Linked DNA regions of Mus musculus: region 1 is linked to region 2. A link is a contact called in ENCODE Hi-C or POLR2A ChIA-PET data. All regions are on one chromosome and are shown on one strand. Each heading gives the region's core, a stretch centred on a gene start or an enhancer-like site at or near the end of the contact. The rest is flanking DNA. Distances are from core to core; before and after follow the strand shown.

The links. A loop is a pair of places that touch in the nucleus more often than their neighbours do. ChIA-PET counts read pairs that join two places held with the same protein, here RNA polymerase II (POLR2A).
Region 1: a map of gastrocnemius shows a loop between it and region 2 (6-fold over the local background). The contact joins the promoter of Cnksr3 here to the enhancer-like site in region 2. A Hi-C loop is called at or near these places in 8 of 37 maps with a recorded cell type or tissue (gastrocnemius, heart and left cerebral cortex). POLR2A ChIA-PET finds 5 or more read pairs at or near these places in 2 of 5 experiments (Patski and embryonic stem cell).

What each region holds. Positions count from the first base shown.
Region 1 is chr10:7,210,112-7,216,217 of GRCm38, reverse strand. It overlaps Cnksr3 (Cnksr family member 3), which reads left to right and starts at 3,981. Exons shown (of 13, transcript NM_172546.2): 1 at 3,981-4,586. The coding sequence starts at 4,535.
Region 2 is chr10:7,114,426-7,120,695 of GRCm38, reverse strand. Cnksr3 (Cnksr family member 3) reads left to right here. Exons shown (of 13, transcript NM_172546.2): 13 at 110-1,634. The coding sequence ends at 408. Among named protein-coding and RNA genes, the nearest start is that of Cnksr3, 95 kb to the left of the region's middle. Within about 2 kb of position 1,857, at least 2 of the 3 ENCODE cell types and tissues checked have a DNase peak (open chromatin) inside an H3K27ac peak, as active enhancers do; they include gastrocnemius and heart, where a contact is called at or near this core.

The DNA.
Region 1 (6,106 bases), core at 2,732-5,231, 93 kb before region 2:
ACTCTCTGCCTTTGTCTGTCGACATCAACATAAAACTTGTGTTTGAAACAAGGATCACTGAGTCTGGAGCCGACGGTGTCCATATTTACTTGTTCAGGGAGATTATGAATCCTGTGAAGGTTCATGAAGCTGTCAGAACAACAGGTGGGAATGGTGTTCTGCTCTTTTTAGATACTCTGCAACCCGATAGCTGCAATAGAAAACATCATGCATCCAAGGCTGGGAGTGGGCATAGGATCCATTGTCTTGTCTATGCAAAGTTCTCCTATTAACAGCCTTCACACCCGAGGGTAAGAGGCTTAACTATTTGTGGGTGTTGCTTCATATAGCAACTCTTCCAAAATGTGCCTCTAGATCAGAGGTTCTCAATATGTGGGATGTGACCCCTTTGGGGTCTTGTATCAGATGTCCTGAATATAGGATATTTACATTATGATTCATACCAGTAGCAGAATCACAGTTATGAAGCAGCAACAAAATAATTTTATGGTTGGGGGTCACCACCACATGAGGAACTGTGTTAGAGGGTCGCAGCGGTAGGAAGGTTGAGAACTGCTGTTCTAGGTCCTTGAAATTCAGTGACAGCGGTCAGTGTTTCTTTTTTTTTTTTTTTTTTTTTTTTTTAATCAGCTCTTCTGAACATGATTTCAAGTAGTGGAGACAGAGGATGAACACTTGCTGGGCTTGTGCAAAGCTCTGGGTTCCTTTCTAAGCACTGGAAAATAAGTTAACAAAAGGAAGCCTGGTGGGCTACGCTGCTAAAAGCTGCTAGTTTGGAGTCTGAGGCAAAGGATCATCAGTTCATGGTTTACATGGGCCACACACCAAGTTCAAGGTCAGCTTGGGCAATTGACTTAGACCCAGCCTGAAAATAGTCCCAAGGAGACTGGACATCCAGGTTTTTGTTTTTGTTTTTGTTTTTGTTTTTGTTTTTGTTTTTTTTTTTTTCCAAGACAGGGTTTCTCTGTGTAGTCCTGGCTGTCCTGGAACTCTCTCTGTAGACCAGGCTGGCCTCAAACCCAGAAATCCACCTGCCTCTGCCTCCCAAGTGCTAGGATTAAAGGCGTGTGCCACCACTGCCCAGCAAGATTTCTGAATGATCAAAAGAATTCAAATAAATAAGGCTGCATTTATTTCAATGAAAAAAAAATGTTTGAGAGCTTTACCGCCTGGATTATCTGATGGGACGCTTGTGTGTTTAGGGAGATAATTTCATTACTGTGGTGTGAAGCATCCAGGCCCATTGGAGCTGAGCAGAGACAAGCTAGTCAGCAGCCGGGGTAATTTCCCTGACTCATCACTTTGCTGCCAGGTGACATCATAGAGAACACTTGCCCCCTCTGGGATATATGTCTGGTGGAACTCGCAGGATTACTTGCTGTCTTGCAAGCTGAAAGAGAAACAACATGAGTCAATTTATACCTGGGAAAGATGAACTGATTCTAAATAGTCTGATTTGGAAAAGGAACACTGTGACAGAGAGACAACCATCAAGAGAAGGGGCCTTAGGTGAGAGGAGAAGCATTTGAAGCAGCTTTTAAATGGAGTGGCCTTTGAATGCTGCCACATTTCTCTCACTATGGGAAGAGTTTTGAACCGGGAAGGGGCTCGAGTCTTTTTACTCGTGTGTTTACTCAGTATTTATAGTAATAACTTTGTCTCTAAAGTGCTTAGGTCCTACTTCTCAACTAATACCAATAAATTTTGAGAGACTCAAATTATTAATGTGAAACTGATTCCCAAACTCGCTGGTCCATGTCCCCTCTATACCCCCTTGGTCTTTGTCTTCTGACTAAAGGTGACAGAAGAAAACCCTTCCTGGCAAAGTCCCATGATATCCAAGAGTCACTAGCTGTGAGATCTTTAATCTTCTTCATACTCAATTCAGTATGGCAGGAGCATTTACAACATATTTTGTTGATTGAATAAATGACCTAAACACGCAAGGCGGCTGGCCAAGAAAAGGAGATGCAAGGAAACACAGAAGACTGGGTTCTTGTATCCACACTGTAACATATCAAATTCAGTCAAAAGCTTTGTCCATTTCCTAATGTTGGAGGAGCCCTGGCAGCATCAAGGCAGAAAGGAGGAAGGGTGCCCCTGCTGAAGAGTGTGGGTACCAAGGAACCACACCACCAGGGACAAGCAGGAAGAAAACTGGCAAGTGTATAACTGATCGCTTTTGCATATACACCAATTTCCATAGCTGCTTATCTAAAAATCCCTCCTCTTTGATGTGCCAAACTTTCTATGTAAAGTTTACATCTGGGCTGGCAGTCAGCACACCCTAGAACTTTCACAGGCTAACAGCTATAATTAAGGTAGAAGGCCTTATTTACATAGCAATTAGCCTGCAGGACTGGAGGAGTAAACATGTTGCTAATTCATTTAGATAGTTAATTGGTCAGAGATTTTTAACTTGGCTTTCTTTGCATATTCTGCTTATGCGCCGAGTATAGATTGTGTTATCTGTGGGATGAAATTCAGCAAACTGGACTCTGGAACTCCAGCTTTTAATGCAACAGATGCAAAGGAACAAGAGAACATTGTCAAACATCAAGGAAAATTCTACAGCGAAAGCATTTGATAGCATTTGCTCCTCTTTGTGATTCCAGGGGTTATGCAGCCAGATTCATCGTCTTTCAACTTCGTTACTACTGTGTCCCCTTTGGAAGGCAGCACTGTTTATAGATGAATTACTTGCTTGGTCATCTAATCATATAGCTATTTTCGAAACTGTAGGCACAGTTCCCACTGTGCAGAGGTCAAGATGGTTAAGGAAAGACAGATGTCAAAGATCATTTCTTAAAAAGAGGGCAGCTACTCTACCAGGAATTTTCTCATGGCCGGTGTCAAGTTTCTGGGTTGGGTAATTACTCTTGGTTAAAAAAAAAAAATCGCTATTTTTGATAGTTGTACCTCTCCATTGCATAGACGAATTGCTCAGGAAGGCTAAGACAGTGTGTACGCTGTACACCCAAAACACTCACTATACAACAGATAGCTGGGTGCTAGCAGTGATTCTCACGTGTAATAGAGAGCAGCTATCCTAACAGAGGAAATATGAACGCAGTGGTTGGTGCAGGGAAAGCAACTGCGGGTATTTACTGAATCAATAAACACTAGCCACTCCCTTACTTCAGAAGATAAGTAGTTGGAAGGGGAAGATCAGATCCAGCTCAATATACCCCAATAACAAGCAGCTTCCTCCTTGGATAGGGTTAATAGTTGCTCAGGGGAAGATGGAAATCAATAACTATAATTGAAAGAAGACTTCACTAGGGCCAAAAGAGTGTCTGCATGTGTGTGGGAGGGAGGTAAACACCGGTTATAGGGTTTTCCCCAGACCCGCGCTCTGCTTCCAAATTGAGGCTTGTAGTACAGAAAGGGCTTTCCTCTCCCTGTCAGAGGCTGAACTAGGCAAGGTTCTCTCTTTTTTTCTTTTCTTTTTTGGCTCGCTGACAACTTTCGCCTCAGGGTTAATGACTAATCTGAATCGAGCGTTAGGTCATTTTGAAAATATGACTATTACATTATGTCAAAACACAACTCAAAGAGCTGCCATTCTGGTGTTATTAAACCGAAGAGTTGATACACTGTAGCGGCCTTGGAGCAGTGGCACACCGCCATCCATTTGTCCAAAACACACACAACTGGCCTACTTTAGGAAACTTAAAAGGCTGAATAGCTAAGGCGAGATTGCGACTCGAAGCTTTTAAAAACGAGAACAGACACATCTCAAACCAACACACAAAGACAAAAAAACCTGTTTACAGGATTCAGCTGCCACTAAGCTGGGACCTCTTCGGAGCCAAGCGGCTCTCCAGGACTCAGGCTGCAGCTCCAGCCCACCCCTTGAAGAGGAAAAGTAGATCCCTGGCGTCCGGAGCTGGGACGTAGGAGGGAAAGAAACCGGAGTCTACGTCATCGCGGCCCCGCCCCTCTCACGTGTTGCTCCCGCTCCGCCCCGCCCCCTCTCTTATTCCGGCAGCGCCGAGCGGAGCAGAAACTTTGCAACCCGAGCGCGCACGCTCCGCTTTTTTCCTCCGCCCGGGCGGCCCGCGACGGTGGCGCAGGAGGTGGGACCCACTGGCGGGAAGGCTCGAGGCGGGGGCGCACGCGGAGTGGGGACCTCGGGGACGGACACCGCTCGCAGGAGCCGCGGAGGGCCAGCCGACCTAGAAGTTCCCGGCCAGAAGAGTCCCACGCCAGGGCAGCCCCGGCCTGGGGTTTGAGGTTGCAACCTGCTCCCGCTGCTGCGGTGGTTGCGGAGAAGCAGCTGTAGCAGAGAGCGGCGTCGGGGGAACTGCATCTGGACAGCGGTAGCTGCGGGGAGCAGCCGTACGGGACATAGCTGTCCCGTGCGCAGAGACCCAGGGCCGCGCTTCCCTCGCAGAAACCGCAGCGCGATGGCCCGCTGACTGCGGCCATGCAGGCTTGAGCGGACTCCCGGCACACGCAGGGGACAACCACGGGCGCAGGCTGCAGGACTCCTGTCGATTGCCTAGCCCAGCGGACAGCGAAGCTGCTTACCATGGAGCCCGTGACCAAGTGGAGCCCCAAACAAGTGGTGGACTGGACTAGAGGTGAGCGAGCCGTGGAGGACCCCCGCGCCCTACAGCCGGGGAGATGGGGCGGGCCAAGAGTTGGGCACTGGAGTGCTCTGCCCCTCCTGCCGGCGACAAAGCAAACTTCTACTGAGCGGCTTGTGCGTCTCTTTCTGGTGCGCCTGCTCCGATCGGTTTCTTTCGGTGGGGGTGCGCGTTGACTGCAGCCGACTGGACACCTATATTTAAGTCAGGGAGCTATGGGATGGCCTTTCCGTGGAAGATTGGCTGGGAATGTGGGGCTTGGGATTTGGCGCCAGGGCACTCTCTCTGCCAGTTCGGGTACGGTGGACTTGCTGCCTGTAGCCAAGCGCAGAGGCACAAGGCGTCTTTGTGTGGGTGACTGCCCCTGGCCCTGGATCTAGTAAAGGCTGCGGGCCCAGAGCAGTTCGCGGGCGTGACCTGGCAGTTGGGCAGGTAGACGAAGGCTCCTGCGGCCAGCCCAGCCTGTTTGTTTGGGTTGGAGAGGGCGAACGGGCTTTCGCGCCTGCGAGGACCCTAGCGCCAGGACTCCCGCAGAGGCAGGGACTCAGCTCTGGAGGCGCCAGGACCCCCAAGGGCGCAGCGTTTTGAGGCCAGTTAAGCACTGAGAGGGAGCCGAGTGTCTGGACTACAGTCTGGTTCTGTACAGTACTCGGGAAGAGGAAACTCAGTGGGTGCTGGACGGTGTAGCAGGAGTGGAAGGGTCCCTGTTACTTTATCTTGTCTCTCCCGTGATTGCTAGGGATAGTTGCTAGAGTTACTCAGCTCTCTTTGACCTCTTTCAATAGTACAAAGTTTACCGAAATCAACCAGTGGAATCTCAGGGGTCCCACCTCCTCACTTCAACATCTGTTTCAAGTTATCCACCCCTGCTCCCAAACCCCCATTGGTCTTCCAGGTGAAGACTTGGCTAAGCACTCTCTCTCCCTTTGTTTTTGTTCGTCTCAGTAGACGTGAGTAGTCAGTGATGCTGGTGTGTTCAGATTATCTTTCAAGCTGCCCTACCCGTCTGTGACAATGGAAACCCCATCCTGTCATTTCTCAAGCCAGTGTCTTATATAGGTCACTGGAAAGGGGCTGTCCAGGTAGTGAAGAGTCTGGTGTATGTCTGATTATCCCTGGCTTCTGGAGGAAAACACAGAATACTGTCTTAGGAAGTAGGTTTTTTCTATCGGCCAGACTTTTCCAGGACTCTCAAAGTAAAGCCATGGGAAAAAGGATGACTACATAGGCCTGAGTGACTCTGGCTGAGTGAGCAGTAAAACATGGTTAGCAGCAGTAGACTTAAGTTATTTTAAGCCCCTTCCCTTAACTTGAAGTGTAACTTGTACTGAAGACGGTACCAGGTGCTCCAGCTAGCTTGCTGAGAGGAAGCAGATGGCTTGCTTGACTACCATGGAGGGGTCCTCAGAGCCTGCTGAGCCAGTAGCTACATTTACTCTCAAGTCCTTGACATGTGGCTGATTGTTATTGCCAGGTACTAGGTATGCAATGCACAGGGTGTCTGGAGACTCAGT
Region 2 (6,270 bases), core at 608-3,107:
CTTCATAGGTCTTTGCAGGGCAGAGAGCTGGGTATGCATGTGTTTGGTGGCAGTGTGGTGTTAGATCTGGGGGTTCTTGTCCTGATAGTTTGTCTTTGCTTGAAAACAGGGGAAGATGCCCTCTGCCGGTACTTCAGCAATGAGCGGATCACACCCATCACTGAAGAAAGTGCCTCTCCTATGTACCGGTTCTCTAGACCCCTGACTGAGCGGCACCTGGTCCGAGGTGCGGACTACATCCGAGGGAGCAGGTGCTACATCAACTCCGACCTACACAGCAGTGCCACCATTCCATTCCAGGAGGAAGGTTCCAAGAAGAAATCAGCCTCCTCATCGGCCAAGGCGTCCTCTGGGGAGCCGTCGCTGCTGGTCAGCTGGCTGACTCGCCTCAAGCTGTTGACTCACTGAGGTGGCTGCTCCACCAGCTTCCTGCCTGTCTCCTGCTAGCAAGTGCCTTCTTCCTCAGTGGACAGCTTCTTTAGACTCCTTCCACAGTGCTCCGTGGCAACTTTACTTCATTCCATTTTTTTTAAGGTTGTATACTGTTGTTCCTGGAGTGTTCAAGTCAACCAGAGGGCATCAAATCCAGTGGATCTTAGGTGCCATCTGTGGAGGCAGAAGGAAGGACAGACATGGCACAGCCTGCCTAGTTCTGCCGTCCCACTGTGGGAACATGGAGACATGCTCTTTAAAGTGTGGTGTTGGTCAGACAACTTAATGTCAGGAATTGGCAAAATTGTTCACTTTTGTTTTCTTGGACAGCGGGGACTGAAATTGATGGGTTTTGTCGCATAGATAAAACCCATAGTCAGTTTGTGGTCCAACTTCTGCATCTGAAAAAGCCAAAGGAGAAAAGCCTTTGCTTTGATTTTTAAAGCTATAGAACATATTTATAAGTATGGCAGCGTCCGCCACAGAATGATGTGTGTGAGGCTCTTTGTAGCAGGGCTTTCTTTACCTACAGATCAGCTGTTACCCGCGCCCAGCCACCCCCCCACCCCCCTTTCAGTAACAGCCTCCATGTAGGTGAGCCAATACACAAATTCACGAGCACGCTTTGATGGAACTTAGCATATGCAAAGAAGTGTGTGCTTTTTGTGAATGGTGTTGCAGTTGTATATGGGAAAGGAGCTATAAGATTTGCTGACAGCCAAAGTGTATTGTTCAGGAAGCAGAAGCAACCAGAGTTAGAGTTATGAGGCATTGGTCAGTTTGCAGTGTTGATCTGTTTGATGTCTGTGTTCGAGGGGGGGGGGGGGAAACCTACAGTCCTTCCCAGGTGTACACATTTTTGCTAATTAGAAATATCTTGGAAAGCCTCATCGTCACTGATTTTCAACTAGGATCAGGTATTTTGAAAATGTGTGTCTGCATATTAACTCTTGTTTAAAACTGAATGTACAATATTTTGCTAGAGTGGAAAAAGCCCTATCTTGTTAATTTAAGTGTTTTAAATAGAGTTGTATATTTTTCTTACTCTTAGTCACACATAATTGAAATGTTTCTGTTTTGTGTCATATGTGAAACCCAAGGAAAAAGAGTATTCAACGTGGTTTCAGATTTACAAGTGACCCACTCCTGGCCGTTGGCAGTGTGGGCACTTATATTAAAGACGGAAATAAATTCTTCCAAGCATTTGGGATTTTATGAATTTGTGGTAGAGGAGCGAAAGAAACAAACGTAAATGACACTACAGAAAAGAAATGTTCCAAGGTATTCCTAGGCAGAGCTGAAGCCCAGCGTCCACATACTTCACCACTGGGATTGTCCAGTGACCTGCCTGAAGTGCAGTGCGCAGGATGACTGGAGTTAGTAAGGCCTCCCCTCCCCCCATCTTAAATGCCTCTGTGGCAGTGTTAAGGGGCACAGTAGCCACCTCTGCCAGTGTCATTGTTTTTACACTTACAACAACATATTCCCAGCAGTGTCTGGGGCACTTCAAGAAACTAATCTGTTGGCTGGGGGTGGGGGGTGGGAGGGCAGCCCCCACAAACAGGATTGAAGAGGCTTCTGTGGTGATTCATTCAGTATATAGCGCATGCCTGTGAGCAGAGTACAGGAAAGGGCAAGGAAGGAGCTGTGTTCCAGGAGCGTTGGCCCCTGCCAGTTTCCTGTTGACCTGGGCTCTGTGCCCAGACACGATGCTTGCTTTGACTCTCTGGTCTGGAAGATGGTTACAGTCCCATTGCTTAATGGTGTGCAGAGCTTCGGACAGCATGGTTAGTGTGATGGGCACTTTTCTCTGCAGATGTCTCTTCTAAATTGAAGGAGCGTCCTAAGAATGGATTCTCAGAACTCAGACTTAACTCTTGTCTGCAGCGCTCAACTCAAATTATTACACCAGATGGTGCCTCCCTCCCACACTCTTCCTGGAAGCTCTGGGGGAAGTCCAGGGAAAGTTCTGGCTTCCTCTACAGCCTCCACAATGTCTCTTTTCTTTGTATTTTCGTCTGAGGTTTTTACCTGAATTATGTTTAAAAACTCTATCGCTGCTAAAGGATTTTGTAAAACTCTGCTTTTGAAATATATAGCAACAGCTAATAGTAGTTCCTCAAAATGGGGAGATATCTTGGTATATAAAGAGCTTGCTGAACAAGGAAAGCGCCAGAGTTTGGATCCCTCCGATCCCTGCAGGTGTGGTAACTCTACACCTCCTGCACTCCCAGGCTGTCAAGATGAGGGATCCCAGGAGCAGGCTGGTCGGCTAGACTGGCTGGAGTCTGCAAGTTCTGGGTCAGTGAAAGATCAGCTTTCAGTATGTACGATGGAAGGGCAGCCAAGGAAGGAACTCGGTGTCTGTGCGCACAGGTCTGCACATGCATGTGTGCGCACAGGAACTTCCTGGTGACTTCCTAGTCCTGTCCAACCTGACCCTACCCCATCACCCCCCATACACACTTTTGTTGTTGTTGTTGTTGTTTGTTTTTTGAGACATGGTTTCTCTATATAGCTCTGGCTGTTCTGGAACTCATTCTGTAGACCAGGCTGGTCTTGAACTCAGAAATCCGCCTGCCTCTGCCTCCCAAGTGCTGGGATTAAAGGTGTGCGCCACCACTGCCTGGCTTCATCCCCCCCCCCCTCCCCTTTAAAGAAATGTTTTTCACTTAAACATTTTTAAATTCTATTTTATTTTGTGTTACTTTAAACATCTTAAAGATTTATATGTTTAATTATGTTCTCCTTCCCCAAGTCCTTCTAGATCTTCTACCCACTCCCTACCTACCCAACTTTAAGTTCTTTCTCAAGGAACAACAACAACAAAAATACAAAAACAAAAGCTCCAAACAAAAAAAACAAAAACACAATCATAAACCAAAAAAAGAAAATCAATAACAAATGAACCCAACCCACCACACTGTAGTCAAATAAAAGTGTCCACACACACACACCAAAACCTGTAGAGTCCACTGTATGTTTGCCAACTACTCCTGAACATGAAGCCTGTCCAAGTGTCACTCTTGGAGAAAACTGATTGTCCCTGTCCCAGCAGGTAAGAATGACAGTGGCTAGGTTTTCCATTCATTCATTCATTCATTCATTCATTCTTTTTTTTTTTTTAACAAAATATGATTTAAGTTAAAAACTATCACATCAAATTTGGACAAGGCAAAGCAGCAGAAGGAAAAGAGCCCAGAGAAGGTACAAGAATCAGAGACCCACTCACACTCAGGAATCCCATAAAAACACTAAGCTGGAAGTCATTATGTATTTGCAGAGGATCACTGCAGACCCCTCCAGGCCCTGTGGGTTTGTATGAGCTTTGCTCACATTGATTTAGACTTAGAGGATCTTGTTTTGCTTAAAGTCCTCCTTGTTTTATAACATCACGACAATCACCAAATGCAATCATGGATGATAGTAGATGCACACATAAAAGCATTTGCCAGGTAGTATGTGATAGGATGTCACAGCTGGAACATAAAGAAGTAAATCATAAATAGTTCAATATGTAACTGCTCCAGCCAGATGTTATAATCAAACAGTGGTACTAGAGATGTAGCTGAAAATTTTATATTCAGAGCAGACAGCAGGAAGAAGAGCCAGCCATTGGGCCTGGCTTAAGCATCTGAGATCTCAAAGCCCACCCCCAGTGACATACTTCCTTCAAGAAGGCCACATCTTCTAGTAGTGCCACTTCCTGTGGGCCTATGAAGCCATTTTCTTTCAAACCACCACCACCCCCAAGAGTTTGAGGGAGTAAATATCTTTAAGTTTGAATATTACCAGAAATGAAGAAACTTTTTGACTGTCATTTGCCAACCTGGAGTGCATTAGGTAGAAATGTAGGCCTAGCTTAGATAGTTCACCTGCTATGTCTGTGTTTTATGTACGTAGATAACTGCTTTATATTTTTTCCTAGTGTGTTAATAAACTGCCTAGTTCCTTTGGGGTGAGTGAACCCAAGCCATTTCCTAGATTATCTGTGAGCGACCATCTTAAAAGGAATTCATACACTTTGATACAGCCACTCTCTGGCTTGGACAATGGTTTTGATAGTCATTTGGGGAATTACTCTGTCTTAGTCAGGTTGAGCTTTGCCACAGCCAAGTATAGAATCTGAGGTCAAGTCTGAGGTGCTGACTGTCTCAGTTCTAGATTGCACACAGCCATATTGGGGTGGGTAAGGGAGAGAGAGAAGTAAGAGGAGAGAGAAGACGTGGGGAGGACAAGAGAGAAAGAGAGAAGGAGGGGAGAGAAGAAAGGTGAGGAGAGGTCAAGAGGAGAGAGGAGGGAAGAGCACACACCGACCTTTACATTCAAGGGCTTGCTCCCTTCAAAGCCAACCCCCTAATGTTCCTAATGGGGCTTAAACCTTCAGCATTGGAAGCTTGGGAGGGAATGTGGGGGCATTCTATGTGTGGTGGTTTAAATATGCTTGGCACATGGGAAGTGCTACTATTAGCAGGTGCGGCCTTGTTGGAGGAAGTGTGTCACTGAGGGTGAACAATGCACACATACTTACCAACTAGAAGAGGAACATCTTTTGATTGACAACTGGCTTGACAAATACCCCAAACCTGATCTTTTCAACATGTCTTTAAGGATGTGGAAGGCCTTGTGTGATGAACCAGGCCTCTAAGGACACAGGTTTGGTAACCTACAGGGACTTTGAAAATGGATTCTCTAACTTGTATTATAGGTTCTTAAAAATCACCACCGTCTTATCTGAAAAGTTCTCGATTTTTATTTCACAGAGATCCTATGTATTTGGGTTTAGAAGTACTTTTAGAAGTAGGCTGATGCCACTGTGTGAAATTTAATGTAAGTAAAGGAAAAATGATTATGTCACGTTGAAGTTTGCCAAAGAGCCCCATTTTTCTCCAAATTTTGGCAGTATAATCTATCCTAACTTGTGTATCATTCTGTATCTCTCCATCGCTATAGAGAAGAGTTTTCTGTTACTTTCCTTCTCAAATGATGACCAATGACCTATCTTTCTGGTGAACAGAGATTAAATTCTGTCTGGAACTAACAAAATAATGCCGCATATCCAACAGACTGCCTGCCGTGTGGAGTCTTTCAGAACCTTTGAGGTTCTCTGTGAATACTTGCATGTGGTTTAGGTTTCCTGAGGTTCAGACTCAGGCTGTATCCTGATAAACCTGCGCACATTCTAAAAGGTCATGGCTCTGTCTCTGAAGTTCATCTTCTGAGTGGATCCTGTGTCCTCAGGCTGCTCCTTTATGACTGACGTCTGGGATGAGAACATAGCAAGTAATATGAGAGGGAAGCTGGGCGCCAACCCTATGTTCTTGTTACTGCACATGTTGCCTGGATGCTTTGATGAAGATGGCTTGTTTTGAGGGAGCTCTCTGTCCTGAGTCTCACGTTTCTTTGAAAGGTTATGGAACTGAAGTTGAGGGAGATGATTCAAAAAGAAAATTTAAGAGATTTTACAGAGTGAGGAAGGGCAGTAAGTCCTGATATCTCAGGTGGTGGTAATCTAACCATCACCCAACCCCTTTGTCTCTGTCTCTGTCTCTCTCTGTCTCTGTCTGTCTCTCCCTCTCTCCCTGTGTAGAGCATTGTAAACAAGGATGTTTGTGTGAAGGATTGATATAAAGGAGAAAAAATATCAAAAAAATAATTAAAAGAAGAAGAAGAATATTCTTGTACTGAATAGACTTGCTAAATGGATTTATAATTTAATTTTGCTACTGGAGGATGACAGTGGTATTTCATTTGAAGATAAATATTTGCCATTTTGACAGATCTTTGTTGGGACATTTCTGATGATTTAGGAAGCACCAGACTTTGTGAGTGTCAGGC